Regions from separate parts of the Homo sapiens genome. Here region 1 is linked to region 2. A link is a loop called in an ENCODE intact Hi-C map of the cell type or tissue named here. Cell type or tissue: B cell. All regions are shown on one strand. Links, peaks and the distances in the headings refer to the core of each region. The heading gives the core; the rest is flanking DNA.

Evidence for each region. A loop is a pair of places that touch in the nucleus more often than their neighbours do. Peaks named below come from ENCODE experiments on the same cell type or tissue, not always from the same donor. Only the 100,000 strongest peaks of a DNase experiment are listed, where the experiment ranks them.
Region 1: a loop joins it to region 2, with 11 times the contacts of the local background. A loop is called at or near these places in 9 of 110 quality-filtered maps.

Annotation. Positions count from the first base shown.
Region 1 is chr16:11,807,907-11,819,445 of GRCh38, forward strand. No RefSeq gene overlaps it. Among named protein-coding and RNA genes, the nearest start is that of BCAR4, 15 kb to the right of the region's middle. In B cell, for the core only: a CTCF peak has its summit at 6,010; a DNase peak (open chromatin) is centred at 5,975.
Region 2 is chr16:11,635,815-11,646,728 of GRCh38, forward strand. It overlaps LOC124903643 (a long non-coding RNA gene), which reads left to right and starts at 4,648. Exons shown (of 2, transcript XR_007064986.1): 1 at 4,648-5,138; 2 at 5,491-5,733. It also overlaps a transcript of LITAF not described here. RefSeq lists enhancers at 4,719-5,013, 5,963-6,626. In B cell, for the core only: CTCF peaks have their summits at 5,723 (motif pointing left), 5,922 and 6,881; DNase peaks (open chromatin) are centred at 4,573, 5,727 and 6,887.

The sequences.
Region 1 (11,539 bases), core at 3,530-7,529, 170 kb after region 2:
TGGTGGACGCCTGTAATACCAGCTACTTCGGAGGTTGAGGCAGGAGAATCACTTGAACCCGGGAGGCAAAGGTCACAGTGAGCTGAGATGGCGCCATTGCACTCGAGCCTGGGTGACAAGAGCGAGACTCTGTCTCAAAAACAAAAACGAAAGATATTTCTGTAAGCACTCACCACTATAAGTGTATACGTGCAGGCCAGGCGCAGTGGCTCACACCTGTAACCCCAGCACTTTGGGAGGCCGAGGCGTGCGGATCACGAGGTCAGGAGATCAAGACCATCCTGGCTAACACGGTGAAACCCCGTCTCTACTACAAATACAAAAAATTAGCCGGGCGTGGTGGCGGGCGCCTGTAGTCCCAGCTACTCGGGAGGCTGAGGCAGGAGAATGGCGTGAACCTGGGAGGTGGAGCTTGCAGTGAGCCGAGATCGTCCCACTATACTCCAGCCTGGACAACAGAGCAAGACTCCGTCTCAAAAAAAAAAAAAAGTGTATACGTGCAGAGAACTAAATATCTCAGCATGCATGTGTGTGTGTTTGTGCACGTGCATTCCCTTTTGGAAGAAAAAATACAAAATGTTCATATACATATTTCATATAAATTTATTATAGGATGCACTTAGATCTCCTTTTTTTTTTTTTCCCAAAAATATATCTAACTAGGTTTTCAGTACTTTTGGGTTCAGGGTGGCTTTCTTAGTGCTTCTCAGTTCAAATGTTAGTTTCTTCCACCTCTTCTGCAGTATCAGTGAAGTCTTTTTTCCCAGCTTGGATCAGCGAAAGGATTTAAAATCTGCTAATTTGGCCAGGTGTGGTGGTTCACGCCTGTAATCCTAACACTGGGAGGCCAAGGCGGGCAGATCACAAGGTCAGGAGTTCGAGACCAGCCTGACCAACGTGGTGAAACCCCGTCTCTACTAAAAATACAAAAATTAGTCAGGCGTGGTGGCGTGCGCCTGTAATCCCAGCTACTCAGGAGGCTGAGGCAGGAGAATCACTTGAACCCGGGAGGCAGAGGTTGCAGTGAGCTGAGATCGTGCCACTGCATCCCAGCTTGGGCAACAGAGCAAGACACTGTCTCAAAAAAAGATAATAATAAAATATGCAAATGTATCCACAAAACGTATGACAATGGTTTGGCACCTTTTTTGCTAGGATGTCAAAATCCAGCAATAAAGTTGTTCTAACCAGATTCGAACTAGTTTTGGTGTTTTTTTTGTTTTTTTGAGACGGAGTTTCGCTCTGTCACCCACGCTGGAATGCAGTGGCATGATCTCAGCTCACTGCAAGCTCCGCCTCCTGGGTTCACGCCATTCTCCTGCCTCAGCCTCCCGAGTAGCTGGGACTACAGGTACCCGCCACCACACCCGGATAATGTTTTGTATTTTTAGTAGAGATGGGGTTTCACTGTGTTAGCCAGGATGGTCTCGATCTGACCTCGTGATCCGCCTGTCTCGGCCTCCCAAAGTGCTGGGATTACAGGCGTGAGCCACTGCGCCCGGGCCTAGAACTAGAATATCATATATCAAATCTAAGCAGTCAAATCTTGCCCAAGTCTTAGTGATTCAAATACCCTTTGGGGACCAGTTCCCTTTCAAGCACTTCACTGGTATTTTCTTTCAAGGTGTTATGAGTGCATATGTCAAGAATTTTTTGGCTGGGTGCGGTGGCTCACGCCTGTAATCCCAGCACTTTGGGAGGCCAAGGCAGGTGGATCATCTGAGGTCAGGAGTTCAAGACCAGCCTAGCTGACATGGTGAAACACTGTCTCTACTAAAAATACAAAAAATTAGCCAGGCTTGGTGGTGGGCGCCTGTAATCCCAGCTACCAGGGAGGCTGAGGTAGGAGAATCAGTGGAACCCGGAAAGCAGAGGTTGGCGGTGAGCTGAGATTGTACCACTGTACTCCAGCCTGGGCAACAGAGCGAGACTCCATCTGAAAAAAAAAAAAAAAAAGAATTTTTTAGTTGTAAGAGACTGTTAAGTAGTGAACCCTAATTAAACAAGGCTAAGGGGAAGAAAGGAAATTTATGAGCTCATAGAACTTAATTGTCCAGGTAAGGTTCGTGTCAGTATCATCAGAAACTCAGGCACTCTCTCTCCTTCTGTCAGTTCTGCTTTCCATTCTCAGGCAGACTCACCCCTTGCGGCAACGTAACTGCCAGCAGTTCCAGGCTTAGGTGGTCTTTTCTCAGCAACTCCCACAAAGCCTTGCTCTTACAAATACTTCCGTAAAACCTGGACCTGACTCTGGCCAGAACTGTGTCACACTGTTACGGGTGGAGGGTGTCCAGGTTCTTGACGTTTTGAAAAAAGAATTGGACGAAACGCACAAAGCAATGAAAGAAAAGCACAGATTTATTGAAACGAAAGTACACTCCACAGAGTAGGGAGCAGGTTAGAGGAAGTGACTCAACAATGCTGGTTACAGAATTTTCTGGGGTTTAAATACCCTTCAGAGGTTTCCCATTGGTATGCCCTATGTAAATGAAGAGGGTAAGTGAAGTTACAAAGTTATTTACTTGGCATACACCCCATGGAAATGAAGAGGATGTTTCCTGCCATAGCTGAAGTGAAGTTACAAAGTTATTTAGTTGGGCATAGAAAGTTGGGGTTTTGGCCTGGAGGTGGGAGAGCGGGGAGGGCTCATGCCTGTAATCCAAACACTTTCGGAGGCGGAGGTGGGCGGACCTTTGGCCAACATAGTGAAACTCCGTCTCTACTAAAAATACAAAAATTAGCCTAGCATGGTGGGGGGTGCCTGTAATCCCAGCTACTTGGGAGGCTGAGGCAGGAGAATTGCTTGAACCCGGGAGGCGGAAGTTGCAGTGAGCCAAGATCAGGCCACTGAACTCCATCTAGAAAAAAAAAAAGACAGTTAATTGGGGTTTTTCCCTTTTATTGAGTTCTAGGAAGTATGTATGTTTGTTTGTTTATTTATTAAAACAGAGTCTCACTTTGTTGCCCAGGCTGTAGTGCAGTGGTAGGATCTTGGCTCACTGCAACCTCTGCCTCCCAGGTTCAAGCGATTTTCCTGCCTCAGCCTCCCAAGTAGCTGGGATTACAGGTGCTCACCACCACACCAAGCTAATTTTTCTATTTTTAATAGAGATAGAATTTCACCATGTTGGCCAGGGTGGCCTCGAACTCCTGATCTCAGGTGATCCACCGGCCCCGGCATCCCAACGTGCTGGGATTACAGGTGTGAGCCACTGCACTCGGCCTAGTTCTAGGAAGTTTTTAGGTTCCCTGCCTCCAGACCCCATTCTCCTGCATCAACATAAGCATCCTGAATCAATCATCCAGGCAGGACGGGCAGGTTATACAGTTTTGTTGTAAACAGTTATGTTAAGGCCAGGCACGGTGGCTCACACCTGTAATCCCAGCACTTTGGGAGGCCAGGGTGGGCAGATCACTTGAGGCCAGGAGTTCGAGACCAACCTGGCCAACACGGTGTAACCCCATCTCTACCAAAAATACAAAAATTACCCAGGTGTAGTGGCATGCACCTGTAACCTCAGCTACACGGGAGGCTGAGGGAGGAGAATCACTTGAACCCAGGAGGCAGAGGTTGCAGTGAGCTGAGATTGGCCACTGCACTCCAGCCTGGGCAACACAGCCAGACTCTGGATCAAAAAAAAAAAAAAAAAAAAAAAAAAAAAAGAACAATGCTCCTTGATAGCTGCTGTTCTACAACACAGAGACTAAGGGGTATTGAAAGATGATCCTCAAAGATGTCCATGTGGTGGCCAGGCGCAGTGGCTCACTCCTGTAATCCCAGCACTTTGGGAGGCCAAGGCGGGTGGATCACGAGGTCAGGAGATCAAGACCATCCTAGCTAACAGGGTGAAACCCCATCTCTACTAAAAAATACAAAAAATTAGCCGGGTGTGGTGGTGGGTGCCTGTTGTCCCAGCTAGTCGGGAGGCTGAGGCAGGAGAACAGCGTGAACCCGGGAGGCGGAGTTTGCAGTGAGCGGAGATCACGTCACTGCACTCCAGCCTGGGCAACAGAGTGAGACTCCGTCTCAAAAAAAAAAAAAGAAGAAGAATCAAATTCAGGGCTGGGTGCAGTGGCTCATGCCTGTAATCCCAGTACTTTGGGAGGCCGAGGCAGACAGATCACCTGACGTCAGGAGTTCGAGACCAGCCTGGCCAACATGGTGAAACCCCATCTCTACTAAAAATATAAAAATCAGCCGGGCGTGGTGGCTGGCGCCTGTAATCCCAGCTACTTGGGAGGCTGAGGCAGGAGAAGTGCTTGAACCTGGGAGGCAGAGGTTGTAGTGAGCCGAGATTGTGCCATTGTGCTCCAGCCTGGGCGACAAGAGCAAGACACCATCTCACACACACACATACACACACACACCAAAAAGGTGAAGAATCTGGCTGGTCATGGTGGCTCACACCTGTAATCCCTGCACTGGGATTACGCCAAGGCAGGTGGATCACCTGAGGTCAGGAGTTCGAGACCAGCCTGGCCATCATGATAAAACCCCGTATCTACTAAAAATACAGAAGTTAGCCGGGCGTGGTGGCCCACACCTGTAATCCCAGCTACTTGGGAGGCTGAGGCAGGAGAATCACTTGAACCTAGGAGGCAGAGGTTGCATTGAGCCAAAATCACCGCACTGCACTCTGGCCTGGGTAACAGAGTGCGACTCCACCTCAAAAATATAAAAGAAGAAGAATCTAATTTGGTAGGTTTAGGGTGAGGCCTGAGGTTTTGCACTTCTTACAAATTGTTAGGCCCTGCCAGTGCTGCTGCTCCAGGAGCCACACTTTGAGAAGTGACGTTCCTCTAGAGAATGTCTAATTTGCCACCTTTAAACCCTATTCCTGCGGCCAGGTGCAGTGGCTCACACCTGTAATCCCAGCAGTTTGGGAGGCTGAGACTGGTGGATCACGAGGTCAGGAGATTGAGACCATCCTGGCTAACACGGTGAAACCCCGCCTCTATTAAAAAAAATACAAAAAAATCAGCTGGGCGTGGTGGTGAGCACCTGTAGTCCCAGCTACTCGGGAGGCTGAGGCAGGAGAATGGCGTGTACCCGGGAGGCGGAGCTTGCAGTGAGCCGAGATCGCGCCACTGCACCGCAGCCTGGGCGATAGAGGGAGACTCTTGTCTCAAAAACGACAACAAAAAAACCCTATTCCCTTTCTTATGGTTTCTGTATTTTCACCTATAAAAGAATAAGATAAACAGGGCGCGGTGACTAATGCTTGTAATCTCAGCACTTTAGGAGGCCGAGGCAGGTAGATTGCTTGAGGACAGGAGTTCAAGACCAGCCTGACCAACATGGTGAAACTCCGTCCCTACTAAAACTACAAAAATTAGCCGGGTGTAGTGGCAGGCACCTGTAATCCCAGCTACTCGGGAGGCTGAGGCAGGAGAATCACTTGAACCTGGGTGGCAGAGGTTGCATCGCGCCACTGCACTCCAGCCTCGGTGACAGAGCAAGACTCCATCTCAAAAAAAAAAAAAAAAGAATACGATATTGGGATTTTACAGTGCTTCCAAACAGAAAAACAGCAATGGTTAAATATGGCAGTTTAAAAATAGCCACATCCAGCCAGGCGTGGTGCCTCATGCCTGTAATCCCAGCACTTTGGGAGGCCGAGATGGGTGGATCACCTGAGGTCAGGAGTTTGAGACCAGCCTGGCCAACATGGCGAAATCCCATCTCTACTGAAAATAAAAAAATCAGTCGGGCGTTGTGGCATGTACCAGTAATCCAGCTACTCGGGGGCTGAGGCTGGAGGATCACTTGAACCTGGGAGACAGAGGTTGCAGTGAGCCGAGATCGTGGCACTGCACTCCAGCCTGGGCAACAGAGTGAGACTCTGTCTCAAAAAAAAAAAAAAAAAAAAAAAAAAAGTCACGTCCTTTCTTCATCAAAACAATTCTCGTTTTGAGGGTGGCGGGGGGCGTGGCGGGGGGGTGGGTGTTGTGAGTTTCAGAGGGCTATGATAGACCACTAGTGACAACTTGTGGCTAGTTCTTATCATTACAATCACATTTTGCGTTCCCTTTCAAATGTAACACAATTACAAAAATCAACATTGGGTATTCTGTTTCATTTACATAGTTTTGTGAAACTAAAATGTGTTTAACTTTTCATTTTGAGATGATTATAGATTCATCAGAGGGTCCCAAGAAATGTATAGGGAAGTTCCACGGACCCTTCTCTCAGCCTCCCCCAATGTTAACGTATTAAATATCAAAACCAAGAAAGTGACATTGGTACAGTCTATAGATGTAATGCAGTTTTCACAGTTATACCTGCTCTCCTTTGTGACAAAAACACTTTGACATATCAAGGAAGATGTATCAGGCCAACAAGAATCTCTTTCTTTGGTGGTTAAATAATATTAAATTCAACAACCAACTAGAAATTCTTAGTTTTGTAATAAAGCAAAATGAATCTCAGCATTCTACAACTTACAGTTTTGTTGAAACAAATCTTGTTGCCCAGGCTAGAGTGGTGCCATCATGACTCACTGCAGCCTCGACCTCCCAGCTCACAGCTCGAATGATCCTCCCACCTCAGCCTCCTGGGTGGATGGAACTACAGGGACACAACGCAACACCCAATTTTTTTTTTTTTTTTGAGACAGCGTCTCACTCTGTCACCCAGGCTGGAGTCTGGAGTGCAGTGGCGTGATCACGGCTCGCTGCAATCTCTGCCTCCCAGGTTCAAGCAGTTCTCCTGCTTCAGCCTCCTGAGTATCTGGGACTACAGACATGCCACACCTGGCTAATTTTTTTTTTGTATTTTTAGTAGAGACAGGGTTTTGTCATGTTGGCCAGGCTGGTCTCAAACCCCTGACTTCAGGAGATCCACCGGCCTTGGCCTCCTAAAGTGCTGGGATTACAAGCGTGAGCCACCACACCCAGCCCCCAACTGATTTCTTGTACTTTTTTTTGTAGAGATGAGGTTTTGCCAGGCAGGTCTCGAACTCCTGACCTCAAGTGATCTAGCCACCATGGACTCCCAAAATGCTGGGATTACTGGTGTGAGTGACCACATGAGGCCTCTAGCTTTGTGTGTGTGTGTGTGTGTGTCTGTGTGTGTGTGTGTGAGAGAGAGAGAGTTTCACTCTTGTTGCTCAGGGTGGAGTGCAATGGTGCAATCTCGGCTCACCACAACTTCCGCCTTCCAGATTCAAGCAATTCTCCTGCCTCAGTCTCCCAAGTAGCTGGGATTACAGGCATGTGCTGCCACGCCCAGCTAATTTTGTATTTTTAGTAGAAATGGGGTTTCTCAATGTTGGTCAGGCTGGTCTTGAACTACTGACCTCAGGTGATCCATCTGCTTCGGCCCTCCAGAGTGCTGGGATTACAGGCATGAGCCGCTGCATCCAGCCATTTTCTTCTTTTTTTTTTTTTTTGAGACGAAGTCTCGTTCTTGTCATCCAGGCTGGAGTGCAATGGTGCGACCTTGGCTCATTGCAACCTCTGCCTCCCAGGTTCAAGTGATTCTCCTGCCTCAGCCTCCCGAATAGCTGGGATTACAGGCTCCTGCCACCACGCCCAGCTAATTTTAGTATTTTTAGTAGAGACGGGGTTTCGTCATGTTGGCCAGACTGGTCTCAAAGCCCTGACCTCAGGCGATCCACTCGCCTCAGCCTCCCAAAGTGTTGGGATTACAGGCGTGAGCCACCGTGCCCGGCCTAGCTTTCTTCTTTTGCTCAGGATTACTTTGGATATTTGGGCTCACTTTGGTTCCACATGAATTTTAGGATTTTTTTTTCTATCTCTGAAAATGTCATTGGTATTTTGATAGGGATTGAAATGAATCTGTAGATCACTTTGGACAGCGTGGTCACTGAAGGGAAAAACACCACGACAACAATGACACAGAAGACTTCTGTAACCAAATGTGTAGGGATTTCTCCCCACACACCAAGCAACCAATCAATTCTACATCAGACATCTGCTGGGTGTCCTCCGACTTTTTTTTTTTTTTTTGGTTGGGGGGACACAGAGTCTCTGTAGCCCAGGCTGGAGTGCCATGGTGTGATCTCGGCTCACTGCAACATCCGCCTCCCGGGTTGAAGTGATTCTCCTGCCTCAGCCTCCTGAATAGCTGGGATTACAGGTGCCTGCTACCATGCCCGGGTAATTGTTGTATTTTTAGTAGAGACAGGGTTTCACCATGTTGTCCAGGCTGGTCTTGAACTTCTGACCTCACGTGATCCACCCTCCTTGGCCTCCCAAAGTTCTGGGATTACAGGCATGAGCCACTGCACCCGGCATTTTTTTTTTTCCTTTTAAACAAGGTCTAGCTCTGTTGCACAGGCTGGAGTGCAGTGGCTCAATCTCAACCTCTCAGACTCAAAGTGATCCACCCACCTCAGCTTTCCAAGTAGCTGGACCACAGGCAAGTGCTATCATGCCTGGCTGTTTTTGTTTGTTTTGTTTTGTTTTTCTTTTTTTGAGACGGAGTCTTGTTCTGTCACCCAGGCTGGAGTGCAATGGCGCGGTCTAGGTTCACTGCAGCCTCCACATCCCAGGTTCAAGCTATTTTCTTGCCTCTGCCTTCTGAGTAGCTGGGACTACAGGGACACACCGCCATGCTTTGATAATTTTTGTATTTTTAGTAGAGACAGGGTTTCACCATGTTGGCCAGGCTGGTCTGAAACTCCTGAGCGCAAGTGATCTGCCCGCCTCGGCCTCCCAAAGTGCTGGATTACAGGCGTGAGCCACAGCACCTGGCCTGTTTTTGTATTTTTTATAGAGACAGGCTTTTGCCATGTTAACCAGGCTAGTCTCGAACTCCTGAACTCAAGCAATCTACCTGCCTTGGCCTCCCAAAGTGCTGGGATTACAGGCATGAGGCACCACGCCCAGCCTCAATTCTGACAGTATCTACCTCACTGATACAGCATCAGGCCCCACAACTGAGGGCTCACTCCCACCAAGCAGCCCTCTCCCTTCCCACCAGTCACAAATCTGAGCCTCCAGAACTTCTGACTTGTTTCAACTTGGTGTTCCCACAACCCTCTCTTTGGGTTCATTTAATTGCTAATGCAGCTTAGAGAACCCAGGGAAACACATTTACTGGTTTATTATAAAGGATGTTACCGGGCAAGAGATGACGGCTCACGCCTGTAATCCCAGCACTTTGGGAGGCAAAGGCAGGCAGATTACCTGAGGTCAGGAGTTTGAGACCAGCCTGGACAACAAGGCAAAACCTTGTCTCTACTACAAATCCAAACATTAGCCTGGTGTGGGGGCTCACACCTGTAATCCCAGCTACTCAGGAGGCTGAGGCAAGAGAATCCCTTGAACCCAAGAGGCAGAGCCTGAAGTAAGCTGAGATTGCACCACTGCACTCCAGCCTGGGCTACAGAGTGAGACTCTGTCTCAAAAAACAAAACAAAACAAAACAAAAAAACGACACACACACACACACACACACACACACACAAGGATGGCATCGGCTCACACTTTGGGAGGCCAAGGCAGGTGGATCACTTGAGGTCAGGACGTCAAGACCAGCCTGGCCAACATGGTGAAACCCCTTCTCTACTAAAAATCCAAAAAGTAGCCAGGCATGGTGGTGGGCACCTGTAATCCCAGCACTTTGGGAGGCTGAGGTGGGCAGATCACTTGAGATCAGGAGTTCAAGACCAGCCTAGCTAACATGGAGAAATTCTGTCTCTATTAAAAAATACAAAAATTTTGTGTTTTTTGTATTAAATACAAAAAATACAGCCGGGCGTGATAGCACAGTAATCCCAGCTACTTGGGAGGTTGAGTCAGGACAATCACTTGAACCTAGGAAGCAGAGGTTGCAGTGAGCCGAGATTACACCACTGCACTCCAGCCTGGGCGACAGAGCAAGACTGTCTAAAAAAAATTAAAAAAAATAAAAAAGATGTTACCAAGGATACAGATGAAGAGATGCATAGGGTGAGGTGTGGGGAAAGGGGCTCAGAGCTTCCCTGACCTTCTTGGGTCAGCCACCCTCCAGGAACCTCCCCGTGTTCAGCTCTCTGGAAGTTCCCTGAACCCTGTGCTCTTAGGCACTGGATAGTTGTGACGAACAACCAGACAGAAACATGACTGGACACAAAGGCCATGATCTAACAGACGAAGTGGAGAAACAGAGCAAGGCTCCAATTCTTCATGCTTTCTGTGGCCCCTTCTTCCAGGGTATATGGCAGGATCTCCTCTGAAGTAGGGGGTATTGTGACCTGCAATCAAAGTAGGTTAGACGACATTCCTTCTTCCAGGGTATGGGGTAGACCCCTTCTGAAATGGGAGTATTGTCACCTACTGTCAGACAAGGTACGTCACCGAATTTACTTTTTTTTTTTTTTGTGGAGACGGAGTCTCGCTCTGTCGCCAGGCTGGAGTGCAGTGGTGAGATTTCTGCTCGCTGTAACCTCCTCCTCCTGGCTTCAAGCCTCAGCCTCCTGAGTAGCTGGGACTACAGGTACGCGCCACCATGCCCAGCTAATTTTTGTATTTTTAGTAGAAACGGGGTTTCATCATATTGACCAGGTTGGGTCTTGACCTCGTGATCCACCCACCTCGGCCTCCCAAAGTGCTGGGATTACAGGCGTGAGCCACTGTGCCTGGCCACAGAACTTTATAGCCAACTGCAAGAAGAAAGGTGAGAAGATTCCTGCCTTGGGGAGAAAAATGGCAGGAGAAAGACAGGTTGTTTTCCAAGACCTGATTCAGAAATCTTGGCTCACAGCATCCTCTGCATCCCAGGTTCAAGCAATTATTGCACCTCAGCCTCCCAAGTAGCTGAGACTACAGGTGCATGCCACCACGCCTGGCTAGTTTTTGTATTTTCAGTAGAGATGAGGTTTCACCATATTGCTCAGACTGGTCTTGAACTCTTGGCCTCAAGTGATCCAGCCACCTCAACCTCCCAAAATGCTGGGATTACAGGCATGAGTCACCGCACTCGGCCGACTTGGATTTTTTTTTTTTTTTTGAGACGGAGTCTCAATCTGTCGCCCAGGCTGGAGTGCAGTGGCGTGATCTTGGCTCACTGCAAGCTCTGCCTCCCAGGTTCAGGCCATTCTCCTGCCTCAGCCTCCAGAGTAGCTGGGACTACAGGCGCCTGCAACCACACCTGGCTAATTTTTTGTATTTTTAGCAGAGACAGGGTTTCACTGTGTTAGCCAGGATGGTCTCGATCTCCTGCCCTCGTGATCTGTCTGCCACGGCCTCCCAAAGTGCTGGGATTACGGCGTGAGCCACCGCGCCCGGCAACGACATGTAATTTTTTGTTGAGTGGGAGGGGAAGACAGTCTCATTGTGTCATCCAGGCTGGAGTGCAGTGGCACAACCTCGGCTCACTGCAACCTCCGCCTCCTGGGCTCAAGCGATTCTCTTGCCTGAGCCTCCCAAGTAGCTGGAACTATAGACATCCACCACTATGCCCAGGCTAATTTTTGTATTTTGTTTTTTTTAGAGACAGGATTTCACCATGTTGCCCATACTGGCTTCAAACTCCTGGGCTCAAGCGATCCACCCACCTTGGCCTCCCACAGTGCTGGGATTACAGGTGAGT
Region 2 (10,914 bases), core at 3,450-7,449:
CTCCCAGTACCTTTTTGACTCCTCGAAGACCTGTGTCGCAGGTGGCAGGGTTCCACACCTACACGGGCACATGGGGCCAGACTCGGGCTCTGGGTAGCACAAAGACACGGGGTATTTACAGGAGATGTGGCTGGAGGGTCTGGAAGAACAAAACACTAGGGTCATCACAGGCTGGGTTATTTTTCCTCCCCAAGGCTCAGTCTGCTCATCTGTAAAAGGGGGTGAGAAGAACCGCCATCTGTACTGGGCACGAACATTGTGTGGGGCTACCCAGGCTCTGAGCTCCATCCCAAGCATGGAGAAATTTCCCTCCTTAGAAGGCTTGCAATTCTCCAGCCTCCTCGGAGCCGGGCTGGGGCAATCAGGTGTGCTTGCTCCAGATGGAATGGGTGCTAGTGAAGCAGCGTCGTTGTCTGGGGTAAATACCCGAGATTTGTTGTCTGACAGCCATGCAAAACTAGGATGCGGACACACCAGACTGAAGTTAAGAGCAGAAGTGTAATAGGCGAAAGAAAGAGAAGCGCTCTCTGCGAAGAAAGGGGTCCCAGAGAAAATGGGTTACTGCTTCCGCAGTGGAATGCAGAAGGTTTTACAGATGAGCTTGAGAAGGCGGAGTCTGATTTACATAGGGCATGAAGATTGGTCAGACCAGGTGTGCTATTTGCATAGCACGTGAAGAACTGGTTAGGACTAGGTGTACCTTTTGCATAGTGCATGAAGAAGCTGGCTGCCCCACCCTAATCTTTTATTATGCAGATGAGCTCTCTACCTGGCCAATGCCAATGTTGCCTGTTCCTTTACGGTACACACGATGACAAAGAAAAGGGAAAATAGAGCCCCCGTGTTGAACACACCTGGCCTTCAGGTAGCCTTTTCCTATTGGCACAGCTGCCGGCATTCACCTGTGCAATCTTCCAGCTTGCTTATCTATGTCTGCAGCTCGATTTTCCAGGCTGCTCTTTGTCAGAAAAGAAATGATGTGGAGGCTACTTTTTATTAAAAGTGAAATTCCACCGAGGACTCTGTTGCCCTTACTATCTGCCTAAATAATTTATTTTTCTTTTTTTTTTTTTGAGATGGAGTCTAGCTTTGTTGCCCAGACTGGAGTGCAGTGGCACAATCTCAGCTCACTGCAGCCTCCGCCTCCCAGGTTCCAGTGATTCTCCTGCCTCAGCCTCCTGGGTAGCTGGGATTACAGGCGCACACCACCAGCGTGCTCATCTGTAAAAGTGAGCCCAGCTAATTTTTGTATTTTTAGTAGAGATGGGGTTTCACCATGTTGGCCGGGCTGGTCTCAAACTCCTGATCTCAGGTGATTCGCCCACCTCGGCCTCCCACAGTGCTATGATTATAGGCGCAGGCCACCGCGCCTGGTCTGCCTAAATAATTTCTTTCTATCTCCTGTATCACCAGCACCACAGAGAAGTGGAGAAGGGGCCTCACAGTAGGTGGCAGGAACGCCCATCTCTTTGGGTCAGTGTGGCTGCCTTGGGTCCAGGCTTGCAGCCTGGGAATGGAGCCACAGTAGAGTGGTCCAGTTCTGGGCATTCATTGGTGGCTCACTCTCTATCCCATCTTCAGTGCTGGGGCAGAACTACTCAGTCCTCTTTCTGTAAATTCTTCTTCTGCTTACATCAGCCAAGTCTGTTTCTGCTGCTGGCAGCTGGGGACCTGGGCTCACCTATGGCCTGGTAAAACTGCCGTGAGGAGCAAATGAAACAATCCACCAAGGACTCAGCACAGTGCCTGCCCATGAGGGGCACACAGCACGTGCACAAGCCTGCTATTCACAGCATAGGCTGCACGCAGCGGCTCACGCCTATATTCCCAGCTGAGGTGGGAGGATCACTTGAGCCCAGGAGTTCAAGACCAGCCTAGGCAACATAAGGAGCTCCTGTCTCCACAAAAAATTTAAAAATTAGCCAGGCATGCCGGTGGTGCCTGTAGTCCCAGCTACTCCAGAGGCTGAGGTGGGAGCATCACTTGGCCCTAGGAGTTTGAGGCTTCAATGAGCCATGATTGTGCCACTGCATGCTAGTCTGGGTGACAGAGTGAGAACCTTCCTCAAAAAAAAAAAAAAAAACTATATATATATATATCTATATCTATATCTATATCTATATCTATATATCTATATATATCTATATATATCTATATATCTATATATATCTATATATATCTATATATATCTATATATATCTATATATATCTATATATCTATATATATCTATATATATATCTATATATATATCTATATATATATCTATATCTATCTATCTATCTATATATATATATCTATCTATATAGATAGATAGATAGATAGATAGATATGATTAGCCCAGCTCTGTCACCTGCCAGCCAGGAACCTGAGTACATCACATCACCTCCTGGCCTCAGTTTTCTCAACTGTAAGATGGGAACAGTAATAGTCCACTTCCCCATAGGTTTGGGGTGATGATTAAATGAGATAATGCACATAACAAGTGCTCAGTATTTCCCACTGATGATAGTGCTTGCCTTCACATGGTAACAGCATGATTTCTTTGAGTTTTATGAAATAAGAACTGAGTAGGTGTCCTCAAACTCAGAGGGAAAAAATACATTGGAGCTGGGTATGGTGGCTCACGCCTATAATCCCAGTACTTTGGGAGGCCGAGGCAGGCGCATCACGAGATCAGGAGTTTAAGACCAGCCTGACCAACATGATGAAACCCAGTCTTTACTAAAAATACAAAAATTAGCCGGGCGTGGTGGTGCATGTCTGTAATTCCAGCTACTCAGGAGGCTGAGGCAGGAGAATCATTTGAACCCAGGAGGTGGAGGTTGCAGTGAGCTGAGATCACGCCTCTGCACTCCAGCCTGGGCCGACAGAGCAAGACTCTGTCTCAAAAAAAAAAAAAAAAAAAAAAAAAAAAAAAAAAAAAAAACCCTGGAAATTTAGCATCTAACTTTAATTCCTAATGGAGCAATTCTCATGTTAATATTAGTAGATTTCCAATAGGAATCACAGGTATTTTTAATTCCACAATCTCATTTTAGATATACATAGCTGGCTACCTTTTTAACCTGTGTATTTTTTTTTTTGCATTGAAAAAATATTCTGGATAGTAAACTTTAGTTATTTAAACGCGTAACAAATTGTTCAAGGAAATGGGTACTGACGTCAACAACTTATTGTGAAATGCATCCAAAAAGTAAGATGTGTAGAGTGACGGATGCATGGGTGAATGGTTAGGTAGAGAGAGGGATAGAGGGATGGATGGATGGATGAGTAAACAAATGGGTAGAGGTTAGAGGGATGGTTAGAGGGAGACAGGAATGGATGCATAGATGGTCAGAGGTAGGGATGGATGGATGAATAAATGGATGGGTAGATGTATGGATGGGTAGATGGATGAATGGTTAGAGGGAGAGAGGGATGGATGGATAAATGGTTAGAGGGAGGAATGGATGGATGGATAAATGGATGGATGGGTGGTTAGAGGGTGGGAGGGATAGACGGGGCATGGATAGATGGGTAGACGAATGAATGATTAGTGGGGGGAAGAATAAATGGGTGAGTGGTGGATGCATGGGTGGATAGATGGGTGGATGGATGGTTAGAAGGAGGGAGGGATGGATGGGTGGGTGGGATGCATGGATGGGTGGGTGGATGGATGGATGGATGAATGGATGGATAGATGGATGGACAAATAGGACAAAATGTTATCTGGGTGATGTATACATAGGTATTCCCCGTATAGTTCTTTCAACTTTTCTTTATATTTGGACATTTTTACAATAAAACTTTGGAAGAAAGATTTTTAAAAAAAAAAAAGAAAAAAGAATGAAACAGAGAGAAAAGGACATCCAAAGTCTGGGCAAAGAAAAAAGATTCATCTTTAAAATAATCTTTTTAGGCCAGGTGCAGTGGCTCATGCCTGTAATCCCATCAATTTGGGAGGCCGAGGAGGGCGGATCACTTGAGGTCAGGAGTTCAAGACCAGCCTGGCCAACATGGTGAAACCCCATCTCTACTAAAAACACAAAAATTAGCCAGGGCCTCTGCCTCCTAAGCTCAAGAGATCCTACCCTCTCAGCCCCCCAAGTAGCTGGGAGTACAGGCGAGAGCCACCATGCCCGGATAATTTTTGTATGTTTCGCAGAGACATAGTTTCACTGTGTTACCCAGGCTGGTCTTGAACTCCTGGCTCAAGCAATCCACCTGCCTTAGCCTCCCAAAGTGCTGAGATTACACGTGTGAGCCACCGCACCCGGCCAACAATGTGTCGATGTGGATAACCTTGTTTGTTGACTGTCCTCTCAGTAGAAAGGGAGGTCCACTCTGCCAGGGCTGGGTCCTTATTAGGCATTCACGGCTGGATCCGCAGGGCTGAGCACTGCATCCAGCACATAGTAGCTGCTCAGCACATGTTCGTGGAGCGACTGAGTGTGTAAGTCAGTGAATGAACAAACGAATGAAGGGGTTCTCGCTCTGATACTTGTTCTGCAGCCTGGGAAACTGAAGCTCAGAGATGAAGTGACTTCACCGAGGTCACACGGACAGTGGGCGGCAGAACTGGAGCTACCTACGCAATTGGGATTATGAAATATTTCACAAGTGCCAAGAAGTGCACATGATGCAGGGCTCTAGAAGGCTTCCTCTTTGATTTGTCACAGTCCCTGCAGCAGAGAGGCAGCCCAAGGCTCTGCAAATCACTGCCACTTCATCACGGCTGCAGCCACCCTTGTGCAGGCCCCAGCTCGAGGTCTTCTCACTCGATGCTGGTATGGGGGTGATGATCATCCATCTGGCAGGTCACAAGGACAACCCTCGGGATGGGAAATCTGATCCTAATTGCTGAGTCACAGCTAAAGGGCAGAATGACGTCGTCTGTAACCATGGCATGCATTCCAAACTCAGCCCCAGCTTGGCTTCTCCTCAAGTTTGAGTGAGCCCCTGTCAGTCTACACCACCCCTCCTCATGTTCGGCTGTTTTCAAGCCGGCACACTGGCAAAGATGCTGCCAGGAAAGAAGGAAGCCAAGCCCAGGGAGAGGAGAGAGCTGGTTTGCTGTGGGTGGCCAGGAACAAGGTCCCGTGTGTGGAGGAGACAGAACACAGTCATGATATCAGGCCGGGAGCAGTGGCTGACTCCTGTAATCTCAGAATTTGGGGAGGCTGAGGTGGGAGGACGGCTCGAGCCCAGGAGTTCAAGACCAGCCTGGGAAACATAAGGAAACCCATCTCTATTTAAAAAAAAAAATCAGCCAAGCATGGTGGTGCATACCTGTAGTATCTGCCACATGGGAGGCTGGGGCAGGAGGGTTGCTTGAGCCCAGGAGGTCGAGGCTCCTGTGAGCCGTGATTATGCCATTGCACTCCAGCCTGGGCGACAGAGGGAGACCCTGTCTCCAAGAAAGAAAGAAAAAGAGAGGGGAGGGGAAGAGGGGAAGGGTAAAGGCCACATACTGGCATGTACAGCCTCCCCTGCCTGACCCCCATTCCCAGGAGCCCCTTTCAGAGAGTAAAGAGAGCTGGAACAAGGGAGCAATGCTGACGGAAGGACAGACAGACAGATGGACAGACTGCACTGGGGGCAGAAGGGCCCGCAGGCTCCAGACGAGCACGATCAGCAGGAGAAAGCAGGCCATGCGCAGGTGATGTGGGTGCCAGAAGCAACCCAGCAGATAGAGGAATTCCAATAACCGCACAGCACTCAAGTAAAATAAAAACACCGTGACTTCGCAGCAAGCCAGTATGGCCCCCTAGAGGCCAAGGGCAGAATTTTATTTTTATCTATCTATCTCTCTGTCTATCTCTCTATCTGTCTGTCTATCTATCTATTTTCGAGACAGAATCTCCCTTTGTCGCCCAGGATGGAGTGCAGTGATGTGATCTCGGCTCACTGCAACCTCCGCCTCCAGGCTTCAAGTGATTCCCCTGCCTCAGCCTCCCAGGTAGCTGGAATTATAGGTGCGAGCCATCGCAGCCAGTTAATTTTTGTATTTTTAGTAGAGACGGGGTTTCACCATGTTGGCCAGGCTGGTCTCTTAACTCCTGCCCTTGGCCTCCCAAAGTGCTGGGATTACAGGCATGAGCCACCGCGCTGAGCCTGTTGAGGCAAAGCATAACCCCAGATCCTCCTAGCCAATGGACCCCTCGCTTCTGAAACAGTTCCGGTGGTCAAGTTCTGGGCATGTCCTGGACTTCTTGGTTTTGCGCGGAGGAATCACTAGTTCTGGGTGTTGATAGACATCAAAGCTTTTCCAACTGTGCATGTCTGGGATACCTGACTTGCTGTGTTGGCTCAGTTATATCTGCCAGGTAACTTGACCTTCTGTTATCAACAGAGTAGGTCCAGTTTGGGCTGGTCTTGCAGTTGTGTTTTCTTGAGGAACGGTTTGGGCTCAACCTGTCTTTCCAATCAGCTGAAACTGGAGCATCCCTCAGCCTCAGTTTCCCCAATATCCTGAACTCTGCTCCCTACATCGTGCACAAAGGCCAGATTTCTTATGAAACCATGTGGTGCAGGGTTAGAAAGAGACAGCCCTGGCCGAGCATGGTGGCTCATACCTGTAATCCCAGCACTTTGGGAGGCTGAGGCAGGCAGATCACCTGAGGTCAGGAGTTCGAGACCAGCCTGGCCAACATAGCGAAAGCCCGTCTCTACTAAAAATGCCAAAAAAATTAGCCAGGCATGGTGGCCCATGCCTGTAATCCCAGGAGGCTGAGGCAGGAGAATCTCTTGAACCCAGGAGGCGGAGGCTGCAGTGAGCCAAGATCCCAGCACTGCACTCCAGCCTGGCCAACAGAGGGAGACTCTGTCTCAAAAAAAAAAAAAAAAAAAAGACAAAAAAGAAAGAGACAGCCCTTCTGTGCCCCCTGCCTGGGCAAATGACACCTCCACCCACATAGGCTCAAAGCTGGGGAGCAAGATATCCTCCTTACCACTGCCCTCTCCCACCCCCCACCTTTCCCAAACCCTCACAGGGCACAGCACAGACTACTCTGCACCCCAATATCCACTCTCCCCTTCTTCCAAAGCAATAGGACTTCCAATACGTAGCTGGGCACAGCTACCCAGAAATAAGACCACATTTCCCAGCCTCCCTTGTATATAGGTGTGGCCAAGGGGTTAAATTCTAGCCAATAGGATGTGTGCAAAAGTGAACTGCGCAGGTCCCTGCATGTGTCTCTAAGGGAAAGGGCAGGTCTACCTCCATCATTAGCTTCCCTTCTCCTTTCCCCTTCCTGGCAGTTGGAGTGTAGGAGAGGGTGACCATCCGATTTGGACAATAAGAGCAAAGACAATCGTTTAGGGAAAATGGAGCAACAAGGTAGGAGGAGCCTGGGTCCCTGATGCCTTGGAATAGCCAAACCAGAGCTGCGACACTTACTTACACCAGGACTGACTCTATGTTAAAGGGAAACAGAGGCCGGGTGTGGTGGCTTACGCCTGTAATCCCAGCACTCTGGGAGGCCGAGGCAGGCAGATCACTTGAGGCTAGGAGTTCGAGACCAGCCTGGCCAACATGGCAAAATCCTATCTCTACAAAAAATACAAAAATTAGCCGGGCGTGGTTGTGGGCGCCTATAGTCTCAGCTACTCAGGAGGGTGATGTAGGAGAATCATTTGAGCCCAGGAGACTGAGGCTGCAGTGAGCTGTGATTGCACCACTGCACTCCAGGCTGGGCAACATAGCAAGAAACTGTCTCAAAAAAAAAAAAAAAAAAAAAAAAGGAAACAATCGTTTGTTGTTTAAACCAGTTATTTTAAGTCTTCAAAATGGCAGGTGAACCAGTGTCCCAACTAATAAAATCACCAAGTTCTGTGCATTTTGCCTCGTGCTGGTCACCTCAATTCATCTACTTCTTTTCTTCTTTTTTATTTTGAGACAGAGTTTCGCTCTTGTTGCCCAGGCTGGAATGCAATGGCATGATCGGCTCACTGCAAACTCCGCCTCCCGGGTTCAAGCAATTCTCCTGCCTCAGCCTCCTGAGCAGCTGGGATTACAGGCATGTGCCACCACACCTGGCTAATTTTGTATTTTTAGTAGAGACGGGGTTTCTCCATGTTGGTCAGGCTCGTCTCAAACTCCCGACCTCAGGTGATCCACCCGCCTCGGCCTCCCAAAGTGGTGGGATTACAGGCATGAGCCACCGCACCCGGCCATCTACTTCTTTTCATCTCCACCGACCCCAACCCATGCAAAGACATGGTCCCCTCCATCCCTTCCCTCACTTCCTGAGCTGCAAACTCACCAGCTTTCTATCAGTTACTCGAATGTATCAGGCTCACTCCGGCAGCGGAGCCTTAACACATGCTACTGCCTGCTTCTTCCTCTCTTCATCTAATCACCTCCTATTTTTCCTTCAGATCTCAGCGTGACCACCAGCTCCTCTTCAAGAAAAGCTGTTAGTGACTACTCTGATAGGGCAGAGCCCCTGTTATGAAATCCCACAGCACCACGAACCTCTCCTGCATAACATGTATCATAAGTTAGGATTTAAAATCCCCTGAGGGGAACGAGGAATCCATTCCCCAGATCACAGACACACAGGGTTTTTCACTGCGGCACTGCTAGTGATAGCATAACGTGAGAAACTCAAGCATCCACCAAGAAGGAACTGGTTGAATAATCTATGGCACAGCCACACAGAAGAGTACTATGCAGCAATATAAAGAAATGAGGCCGGGCGCGGTGGCTCACGCCTGTAATCCCAGCACTTTGGGAGGTCAAGACAGGCGGATCACGAGGTCAGGAGATCCAGACCATTCTGGCTAACACAGTGAAACTCTGTCTCTACTAAAAATACAAAAAATTAGCCAGGCGTGGTGGCACACGCCTGTAGTCCCAGCTACTCAGGAGGCTGAGGCAGGAGAATCCTTTGAACACGGGAGGCGGAGGTTGCAGTGAGCCGAGATCATGCCATTGCACTCCGGCCTGGAAGATAGAGAGAGACTCGTCTCACAAAAAAAAAAAAAAAAAAAAAAAAAAAAGGAAAGAGAAAAAAGAAATGAGAAGGCCGGGCACAGTGGCTCACGCCTGTAATCCTAACATCTTGGGAGGCCGAGGCGGGCAGATCATCTGAGGTCAGGAGTTCCAGACCAGCCTGGCCATCATGGTAAAACCCCGTCTCTACTAAAAATACAAAAATTAGCCAGGTGTGGATGCCTGTAATCCCAGCTGCTCAAGAGGCTGAGGCAGGAGAATCGCTTAAACCCAGGAGATGGAGGTTGCAGTGACCCAAGATCGCGCCATTGCACTACAGGCTGGGCAACAGAGCGAGACTCCATCTCAAAAAAAAAAAAAAAATGTTTCCTTATCCTACAATGCAGTGGTCTCCAGGATATATGGTTAAGCAAAAAAAAATAAATAACTGTTCAGGTGTGGTGACTCACATCTGTAATCCCAGAACTTTGGGAGGCCGTGGCAGGTGGATCACATGAGGTCAGGAGTTCGAGACCAGCCTGGCCAACATGACAAAACCTCATCTCTACTAAAAATACAAAAATTAGCTGGGCATGGTGGCGGGCGCCTGTAATTCCAGCTACACAGGAGGCTGAGACAGGAGAATTGCTTGAACCCTGGAGGCAGAGGTTGCAGTGAGCCGAGGTTGCACCACTGCACTCTAGCCTGGGTGATGGAGTGAGACTCTGTCTCAAAAAAAATTTTAAATAAATAAATAAATAACAGTATCCAAGGATCAGAACTATGAATGCAAAGCATGCTACCTACCTTCTCAATACACCTGTGGTTTGTATATGTTTGTTCACATTTTCAAAGAAAAACGATGGAATGATAAAGCCAACATGGGTATTTACAGGGTAAGAGGAGGCAGACTGGTGATGGAGGGGTGGAAGCTCAGCTTCTCTGAGTGTGTCTTGTTTCAGAGTTTCTATTTGGTAAATGTAAATATTTTACAAAATTACAAAGTAAAATCAAAGACAAAAAGACCGATCCCTTAAAATAAAAAAAAAAAGTAAAAAACCCTGAGTATATGCCAATTTGGCATAACCACACTAAGAAGGATTATTGGAAGTGACTTTTTTCCTTTTTTTTTTTTTTCCAGACAGAGTCTCACTCTGTCACCCAGGCTGGAGTGCAGTGGCACAATCTCAGCTCATTGCAATCTCTGCCTCCTGGGTTCAAGCAATTCTCGTGCCTCAGCCTCCCGACATACCTGGGATCACGGGAAGGCATTGCCATGCCCGGCAAATTTTTTTGTAATTTTAGTAGGGATGGGGTTTCACCATGTCAGCCAGTCTGGTCTTGACCTCCTGACCTAAGGTGATCTGCCCACCTTGGCCTCCCAAAGTGCTGGGATTGCAGGTGTGAGCCACTGCACCCAGCCTCTTCTTTTTTTTTTTAACTTTCATTTGAAGTTCAGGGGTACAAGTGCAGGTTTATTACATAGGTCAACCTGTGTCATGGGGGTTTGTTGTACAGATTATTTCATCACCTAAGCATTAAGCCTAGTACACATTAGTTATTTTTCCTGATCCTCTCCCTCCTCCCACCCTCCACCCTCCAAAAGGCCCCAGTGTATGTTGTTCCCCTGTATGTGTCCGTGTGTTCTGCCATTGAGCTCACAGAAAGTGACTTTAAAATAGCATTTTGAGGCTGGGCACGGTGGCTTATGCTTGTAATCCCAGCACTTTGGGAAGCCGAAGCGGGCAGATCATGAGATCAGGTGTTTAAGGCCAGCCTGGTCAATATGGTGAAACCCCGTCTCTACTAAAAATACAAAAATTAGCCAGGTGTGGTGGCACATGCCTGTAATCCCAGCTACTTGGGAGGCTGAGGCAGAAGAATTGCTTGAACCCGGGAGGTGGAGGTTGCAGTGAGCTAAGATCGTGCCACTGCACTCCAGCCAGGGTGACAGAGCGAGACTCTGTCTCAAAAAACAAAAATAGCATTTTGAGCCAGG